Linked DNA regions of Homo sapiens: region 1 is linked to region 2. Evidence: chromatin contacts called from ENCODE Hi-C or POLR2A ChIA-PET data. All regions are on one chromosome and are shown on one strand. The core of a region is the stretch at or near the end of the contact, and the rest is flanking DNA. Distances in the headings are between cores, read along the strand shown.

Region 1 (4,942 bases), core at 1,837-4,336, 810 kb before region 2:
TATGTTTAAAAAAAATTATTATTATTATTATTATTATTATTATTATTGAGACAGGGTATCACTCTGTCACCCAGGCTGGAGTACAGTGGCACGATCTTGGCTCACTGCAACCTCCACCTCCCAGGTTCAAATGATCCTCCTGCCTCAACCTCCCAAGTAGCTAGGACCACAGGCATGTGCCACCATACACAGCTAATTTTTTTGTATTTTTGGTAGAGGCAGGGTTTCACTATGTTGCCCAGGCTGGTCTTGAACTCCTGAGCTCAAGTGATCCACCCGACTCAGCCTCCCAAAGTGCTGGAATTACAGGCATGAGCCACTGTGCCTGGCCAACTTAAAATTTTAAAGCAGCATTTGCCTTAGCTATTAATAATTGACTATCTTTTAAAAAGTTGTCACTTCAAAGAAGCAATTAGGTTGATACTCCAGTATAGTGTAGAGCAGCGGTCCCCAATCTTTTTGGCACCAGGGACTGGTTTTGTGGAAGACAGTTTTTCAATGGATGGGGGGGTTGGGGGGTGGTTTGGAGATAAAACTGTGTCACCTCAGATTGTCAGGCATTAGGTTCTTTTATGGAACATGCAACCTAGATCCCTACTGCAGTTCACAGTAGGATTCACGCTCCTGTGAGAATCTAATGCAGCCACTGAGCTGACAGGAGGTGGAGCTTAGGCAGTAATGCTTGCTGGCCCACCACTGACCTGCTGCTGTGCAGACCTGACAGACCGCAGACTGGTACCATAGGGGGTATTGGTATAGAGTTGGGGACCCCTGGTATAGAGTATATGAAGCTGTTGTATCTGAAAACTGTGTAGGATTTGGGGTTTTTTTTGTTGCTTTTATCCATGCTTGACATGATGTTTTAACTTTACTGCCTCACTGTAAAGCAACATTTACTAAACTATTGAGCACATACACAAAAAAAGAGTATAAGCAAATTATTCTCGGTATGTGGTACTAGAGTGTCTCTGCACACCATATAAGACCATGTTGAAGACATAGGCATTTCATGTTTATTTTAGTAGTAAATACCTACTTCTTGATTGTCACACCCAGTTTGACTGGGACCAAAAAAATCCTAGAATAGGGGAGAAAACAAATTACCTTAAATTTTTGGAGCCGTATGAAGAATAGAGGCACTTCTTTCTGAGGCATATGTCAGAAAAGAAATGCTTTGTGAATGAAGGATTAGATTCTGATTGCAAAATTTGATTCCTCATAGACTACATGGGTTAGTTTGTGGGTTTCCACAAGAGTACCTTGTCATTTGTCTGTGTTGATCAGTGGCTTTTTCTGTACTGTCTTCACTGCAGGTGACCTGAAACATATCACGAAGCTGAAACCTTGGGGCCTTTTTGAGGTTCTAGTGGAGAAGTATGAGTGGTCGCAGGAAGAGGCAGCTGGCTTCACAGATTTCTTACTGCCCATGTTGGAGCTGATCCCTGAGAAGAGAGCCACTGCCGCCGAGTGTCTCCGGCACCCTTGGCTTAACTCCTAAGCCCCTGCCCAGCACCACAGCAGAGATCACACACTGACCCTCCGCCCTTCCCCTTCAAGCATTTTCCTCTTCCCTTTTCAGGGTGAAGCTCTTCCTTCAAGAGTTTCTAGATCTTGTTTTTTTTTTAATCCAACATGTTCATTTGGGTTTGCTTACTTGACCCTGTGGAGATCCCCACAGCCATTGGGCATCCTAGGTGAATTTGGCCTTGGTTGGGCTCTGCCAAAGACTAATGGACTAAAATGTGAAACAGCCTCTTGCCCTGTACCTTTCCTTCCCATTAGGACATCCTTTAAATTATAAGCATCCTTTTTGAAAAGAGCTATGAAGGTGTATGAGCCCATCCTTTTATTCATTGACTCTAAGAGTCAAATTTTCTAGTGCATATCCTATTGCCAGCATAAGGATGAGGAGGGGGAAAGGGTCTTAATTCTATGTACAGCAGAGACATTAAACTTGCTGTGTCCGGGCTGCATCATCTTCCTGGACTGTTTCTGTTGTTCTCTGTGTTCACATTTTTTCCTGCAACTTTTAAGCTACTGTCTTTTTTAAATAGCTATATGAACACCAAATTTGGGTACCATTTTATCACTGTTCAAAGCACTGTCAAATTCCTTTCATCCTTTAATAGTTAAGATCTTTGAATCTTCAGTCTGATTTTTAATGTAAGCAAAAACAGAACCATTGAATAGTAATTTCTTGAGAACCTCAGGTGTTCTATAAACAGTCCTTTCCTGTATGTCTTCTATTACCCTAAGACCAGAGTTATTTTGGTTGGTTGTTTTGTTTTATTTTTTGTTTTTGTATCCATGGCTGGCACTTTACTCATTGCACTTGAGTTTATTGCCCCATAACTAAAGGATCAGGATGATGGTAGAACGGAGATCTGGGTTTCAGAGCTTTCCCATTTAAGAAAAATAGATCTTGAGATTCTGATTCTTTTCCAAACAGTCCCCTGCTTTCATGTACAGCTTTTTCTTTACCTTACCCAAAATTCTGGCCTTGAAGCAGTTTTCCTCTATGGCTTTGCCTTTCTGATTTTCTCAGAGGCTCGAGTCTTTAATATAACCCCAAATGAAAGAACCAAGGGGAGGGGTGGGATGGCACTTTTTTTTGTTGGTCTTGTTTTGTTTTGTTTTTTGGTTGGTTGGTTCGTTATTTTTTAAGATTAGCCATTCTCTGCTGCTATTTCCCTACATAATGTCAATTTTTAACCATAATTTTGACATGATTGAGATGTACTTGAGGCTTTTTTGTTTTAATTGAGAAAAGACTTTGCAATTTTTTTTTTAGGATGAGCCTCTCCTAGACTTGACCTAGAATATTACATATTCCTCCAGTAAGTAATACTGAAGAGCAAAAGAGAGGCAGGATTGGGGTCACAGCCGCTTCTTCAGCATGGACCAAGTGGGCCTTGGGGATTGCAGCGTTCTCGAAGTGGCTGTAGGACTCGAATTTACAGAAAGCCACAGAGGTGCAACTTGAGGCTCTGCTAGCAAGCCACCAGTGAGGCTATTGGGTAACCACCTTTCTATACAGGAGATTGGAATCTACTTTGTCATTTATCCACCACAGTGACAAAGGAAAAGTGGTGCCGTTATGCAATCCATTTAACTCATAAACATATTACTCTGAGTAACTGGCCAGCCATTCATCGGATCCTTCATTGGGTACTCCTGAAATCAGACATGTTCCTGTAGAAAGAATTTTAAGTTAGGCTTTCTATGCACCTATCAAGAATCAAGAGAATAGATTGTATCAAACAACGGCAGGGAAATCCTTCAGCAATTCTAATCCACTTTGGGTTTTCAGCTGTTTTTACATCTAAAGCAATAGACTAGAACTGAATTATCTTCTACATAGTAAAATCACAATTGTGGAATTACAGGAATTCTGGTGATATTAAGGTGAAATAACAAAACACAAAAGGCCCTATTTTAACAGTTGATGTGACAGTAAGTTTTAATAGAACCTGTAACTTCATTTTGGAAATGCTTCTCCACCAAATAAGGGCTTTTTCCCCTATTTAAGGAGCCAGATGGATTGAAAGATGTGGAAATAGGCAGCTGTAGATCTTGATCTTCCAGGTACCCCATGTACCTTTATTGAGCTTAATTATAATACTGTCAAATTGCCACGATCTCACTAAAGGATTTCTATTTGCTGTCAGTTAAAAATAAAGCCCTAAATACATTTTTATTCTTTCTACTGAGGGCATTGTCTGTTTTCTTTGTAAATGCCGTACAATAAACAAATTATTTAATAACCTACATGTTTCCAAAAATCTCTGTTCATTTGTTGTCCAAATTGCTCTGCCCTGAGTAAAAGGAGGAAAAGATTGGTTGAGTATGCTTTTTTAATTTAAATATGCAATGAAAGTGTACAAATTGCACACTTGCCATTTTGTGGGGTTCATAGTTTTGCTTCTAGTTTTAAATTGGGAGTGGGGTAGAATTAACAGCCAAATTAACATTTTTGGAATACTGTTTTTCAGCATTTTTTTTTTAATTGTTTTTCCCTACATCCAATAGCACTTTCTTCCAGAAGATTTGTCAGGGGTGGTTGTTTTTCTCAAATTATAAATGCACGGTACGTGCAAAATTCAGAAGACTTAGAAATATAAGCTCTTATTAAGGCAATGGCATGATGTATTACACAGGCTTTCATACACTTATCTCATTTCTTGGATAGATTCTTGAACTGTCTGGGCCAGAGAGCACATTTTTGAGGCTTTTAATAAATATTGCCACCGGGCGCGGTGGCTCATGCCTGTAATCCCAGCATTTTGGGAGGCCAAGGCAGGTGGATCACGAGGTCAAGAGATTGAGACCATCCTGGCCAATATGGTGAAACACTGTCTCTACTAAAAATACAAAAATTAGCCAGGCATGGCGGCGTGCACCTGTAGTCCCAGCTACTTGGGAGACTGAGGCAGGAGAATCACTTGAACCTTGGAGGTTGCAGTGAGCCAAGATCACGCCACTGCACTCCTGTCTGGGCAACAGCAAGACTCCGTCTCAATAAATAAATAAATAAATAAATAAATAAATAAATATTGCCTAACTTATCTGGACAACTAGCAGAATGGTTGGACTGTTTTTCTGTATACACCAATGTATGAACAGGCCTATTATGAATCGCTAGTTTGTGCCCTGCCCCCTCCCCACAGGAATATCGTTATAATTTGCATATTGGATTACTGGTGAGGTCATAAACTTTTCATAGGTATTTGCATTTTTTGATTATTTATGTAAATTGTCCAGCTTTCTGTTGGAGTGCTTCCGTATTTGATGACTTGGTCAGGACTCGTTATATACTAGAGATAATTTATTTTTTGCTTCATACACTTGTCTAGTTTTTAATTTACTTTTCATTTTTATTTGTGGTAGTTTTTAGTGTTATTCATCTTTCCCCACCTACACCTGAACTACATAAATTGTTCTA
Region 2 (4,528 bases), core at 1,377-3,876:
TGTCCCCTAAGTCCACCCAGGATCAGAGAATGTCTGAGGCCACCAGCATCTCCCTCTCTTACTGGTTGTAATTACCTATGGGCCTGGCTCCTGAGAGGATGTATTTAAGATTCATCAGGGCAAATTATTTGTGGTGAGTGCTCTTTTAGGACATCAGCACCATTTCTGTGTTCCAAGTGGTGGTGGCATACCCTCAACTCACCTTCCCTGCCTCCATGAACACCCAATCAGTTGGCCTCCCTCACTGGATCTCCCATTTCTGAGATTTCTGGCCATCTTCTGGTCTTAGTAATTTTGAATTCTCTTCCCTTTGCTTCGTGATCCTGGTTTTCAGATTTTATTTCTGCCTTGAGTATGCAATGAGCTTATGGAAAGGCATTTCCTAAGACAATGACCTATAACCCAGCCCCTCTGCCAGAACTCACCCAACATCCTTGCCTAGGATGACAACAAGAACAATGATCAAGTTTGAGAAATTATGATTTCATTCTAGTTCAATAGCTTTTTAAAAATGTGGGTATGTGCATGTTTAAAAGCATGCACCCAACAGCTTAAAATAAAGAAATCAAGGAAAAAAACCAAGATGAGAAAGGCAACAGGTAGCAATCATGACTAAAGAAAAAGGAAGTTAAAAGTAAAAGTCAAGTTATAAGGTATATTTGTAAGACAATATTAAGTGTAGGGTAGGATTTTAAATTTCTCTTACAGGAGAAATTAATTAAGAGAAAGTAGCCCAATAACCACTCATGCTTCTCCCTCCCCACCCCAAGCATGCACAGCTTGCTCCTTCACGTCCTCCTCAAAGGGGCCTTCCTTGGCTGACTCACCTAACGGCAGCAATCCTCCCACCGCACCCTCTAATCCTGTTCTTGGCTGTATTGTTCTCATAACCACTCCCATCATCAACTACATACTACGATTTTTACCTATTCATTCTTTTTAAATTCTCATTCCCCTCTAGCTTTCTAGAAAGCCAGCTCCATGAGGGCAAGAGGATTTGTCTGTTTTGTTCATTGCTGTATCCCCAGCACTTACAGCCTACCTGGAACAGAGCAGGTGCTCAACAAATTAGCTGAACGTGTAACTGTAATACAAATATACTTCAATTTTATACTATTACTGATTATGTAAAATACCTCTACTTGTTCTTAGACACAATTGCTTAGAATAATATAAAATGAACTATTATTCCCAAAGTCATACAAAATCACGCACTCTGTATCCTACTGATACTTTACTAGAAAAACAAGATACAAAACCAGAACCAAAGTATAAAAAGAATATCCCAGAAAATGTTTCCTTCTCTGATTCTCAGCATTTGTATGGACTGGAATAAAGGTCAAATTCCTCTCATCTATAGTCACCTACATTCATTGTCACCCAAGCTTTCAGTTTGTAACATAACAAAAAAGGGAGAAAAGGAAAATTCTCCTTTTGCTGGTGATTTTGCAAATACCCCAGCTCCCTCCCTGGTGCTTGATGGTGCCCTCTTGCTGCAGCTAAAGGGAACCAGGCTGTTTAGTGGGGGACTGGGGCTGGCGGTGGGTGTGGTGGCCTGCGGATACCACGAGTGGCAGAAATGCTGGTGCAGAATAGAAATGTGGGTCAACCCTGGAAAAAATGTTAAAAAGAAAAAATAAAAGCAAAATCCCTCTGGTACAGAGGGCTGAGAGGCTAGAAGAGAAGCCTATCCTTAACTCCACCTGTAAAAATAAGAATGAAAAGGAAAAATGAATGAGAAAAGTAGGGAGGAAGAAAAAAAGACAAAAAAGCATAGAAGAAAAGGGGAGAAAGAGCAAAGGCAAAAAGAAAGAGGGAAACAGATGAGTAACAGATAGGGACAGCAGCAATGGGGAAATGCATCGGTGGGAAGTGAAGTGGCAGCAGCAGGGAGGGTGCATTCCCCCACTCCCCCAACCCCGCTTTCCAGCACCTGTCCAGTTAGAGACGTGATGGCAGCAAGGGACCAGCAAGCGGGAGAGAGAGGTGCTGAACACACCAGTTTTCTCATCACCAGTCAATTGCAGAGCCAGGACTAACTCCCGCTCATTCACAACACCGTGGAGTTTCTCCTGTTAGCATCAAGGCCATGGAAATGCATATAAACATACATAAATACACACACACACACACATCGCATACATATATGCGTGTGTGTGTGTGTGTGTGTATACACATATATAATCTAGGCTAACAAAAATCACTTTGATAGAAAGGCCAAAACTGTTTATTTAGGGCTGCCTATAAAATAAATGAGATTATTTTAAAAATATGAACAAATTACCTCAATATTACCAGACCACCTAAAGCCAATGGAAATATAAAGGGTGTTTCATCTAGGATAACAGTTGTGACTACTCTGTATACTTGGAAACAACTTAAATAGACACTCCAGGTCCTAATCTTTCCCCAGAGGTAGGAGTGTCACATTCTTGTTCAGGGCGGGAGGGCTTTGCTCAGCACAAAAGACTACACAGCATGCTTGTTTACATAAAGAGGAACAATGCACATTGCAGAATATGGCGTGGGAAATTTAGTCATCATCAGTGGAAATGCAAATCTCCTTATTTTACATTCTTCTTTTTGCACACCTAACCCCCAAGGGTTAAAAGCAGCCAAAGCCTCTATGGAGTTGAACCAATCAGCTTGTCTCTTGATGACATCATGCCTCTAATGAGAAAGAGCTGGAAAGGGCGAGGTGGCGAGGCCACTTCTGGACTTGGCCTGAAAGGGTGCCCTCCCAGTTGCTGCCACTTCACTTCTCAGGAAAAGGATTCAAGAGCCAAGGGTTTCCTCAGCTACCATTTCAGACAAAGCCAGGACATTCCCAAAATCCTGTGCCAGAAATTATTCTCATCTTATACAAAATGCATACAAAGCATGTCCCTGCTCTTCACCCATCTCCCACTTATTTAATATTTATGAAAGCTGATTACAAAACACAAATTTATCATTTAAGCCTTTAGCCAAGTTTTAAATGACTCCAATGTTTATGCTAAGTAGACAAACAGCCTTCTGTGGTTTTCTCTTTCATAAACTTTAATCCCATTCAAAGGCAGGTGAGAGGCTAATCTGGTCATCACAAACTTTTTATCCATTCAAACCACAATATGACCAGAAAGCCATTTTTGTTATTCCTACAAGGTATTTATCTCAGATGTTAATTGGTGCTGTGTGTGTGTGCTGTGGGTACATCACACTGTGCAAGAGACAGAGGATAAAGACATACCAAAAGGAGACTCTGCCGCAGGAACACACAGCTGAGATGCTGAGGACACTGCCAGCTTGATGAAGGGAGAACAGGTTTCTTTCTTATAGTAGGAAGTGGGAAAGGCTTAAAGTTTTGGATTTTTAATTTTGTTAAATTTACATATTTTTATTTGGAGATGTCTATATCAGTGCAGAAAAACAAAGTTTTAGAGACACTGGATGCCATTACTTTATATATCATTAGTTTATTATAAAGAAAGTTTAAAATAAAATTTAGAAATTTAGTTTATTATAAAGAAAGACATGGAAATTATATTATGAAATATTTTAGGACTTCAGTGGAAGGAGCAGCTTCACGTGATGCCATTTCAATAGTGATTTATTTCTGTCTGCATTCTTTCCAAGAATGTCACCATCTCTAAATAAGAAATAATCCTGTCACCTAGAACTACTTTGGTGCCTCTATATTCTGGGAGAAGAAATTTGTCTCCAACTTCCACGCTAATTGGTCGAATCTCTCTACCCTTTCCTTTAGAGCCTGATCCAACAGCTACCACTGCTGCTTGTGATACTTCTCCCTGAGATTTTCCTGGAGGCATAATGCCTCCTTTGGTTACAGTTTCAGCTGCACTCCTTTCAACCAATATTCAGTCAAAGAGTGAAAGAAACTTTCTAAATGCTGGTCCCGCCATGACTCTACTGCCACAGCTCTGGTGCTTCCAGTTAAATGATGAATTTCTCCTGCTTCCCAGCACCCTGAATATCTAAGCCTTTCAGTTCATTTGCAAATGAAGATTAATTTACAATTTACATGCTAGAGTCATGTTTACTGCTCCAGCATACAGCCATCTATGCTTGCTCAGAGTTGATAGAAACAGTGCCAAAAACTGCTGTATCACTCAGGGTCCCTGCAGGAAAAGACGGCACAAATTGTGCACCTGAAGGAACTTAGTAATGGGATTATTTACACAGGTTTGGGTAAGGTGCAGGGAGGGGAGCTAGTCACAGTGAGGAGCCTTAGGTCAGAAGGGTCAAAGGGAAGGACTGTTTACTAGAACCCAGAGAGAACAGCTATTGGGAGAAGGTCCCTCCCAGGAGTGGTGGCTTTCAGTAGAGGGACAAAACCAATCCAACAACCCCTTGGCCTATTAATGCACGACACATAAGCAGATAGAAAAGGGTAGGAACTGGACCTGAAGGGCAGGTGGAAAATGCCCTGTGCAGTATCTAATGGTTGGAGAAGTTTCAACAACAACAAACTAACCAACCTTATGATATAGCCATACAAGAGAATACTCAGCCTTTTTAGAATGACGAT

What was found. Hi-C counts contacts between places; a loop is a spot of excess contacts on that map. ChIA-PET counts read pairs that join two places held with the same protein, here RNA polymerase II (POLR2A).
Region 1: a map with no recorded cell type shows a loop between it and region 2 (7-fold over the local background). The contact joins two enhancer-like sites. A Hi-C loop is called at or near these places in 1 of 37 single-sample maps with no recorded cell type. POLR2A ChIA-PET finds 5 or more read pairs at or near these places in 1 of 52 experiments (activated CD4-positive, alpha-beta T cell).

Annotation. Positions count from the first base shown.
Region 1 is chr6:35,831,860-35,836,801 of GRCh38, reverse strand. SRPK1 (SRSF protein kinase 1) reads left to right here. Exons shown (of 16, transcript NM_003137.5): 16 at 1,314-3,836. The coding sequence ends at 1,498. Among named protein-coding and RNA genes, the nearest start is that of LHFPL5, 29 kb to the right of the region's middle. Within about 2 kb of position 3,086, at least 2 of the 41 ENCODE cell types and tissues checked have a DNase peak (open chromatin) inside an H3K27ac peak, as active enhancers do.
Region 2 is chr6:35,022,894-35,027,421 of GRCh38, reverse strand. All of the region lies in intron 11 of ANKS1A (ankyrin repeat and sterile alpha motif domain containing 1A), which reads right to left. It also overlaps the pseudogene HSPE1P11. Among named protein-coding and RNA genes, the nearest start is that of TCP11, 120 kb to the left of the region's middle. RefSeq lists an enhancer at 2,531-2,680. Within about 2 kb of position 2,626, at least 21 of the 41 ENCODE cell types and tissues checked have a DNase peak (open chromatin) inside an H3K27ac peak, as active enhancers do.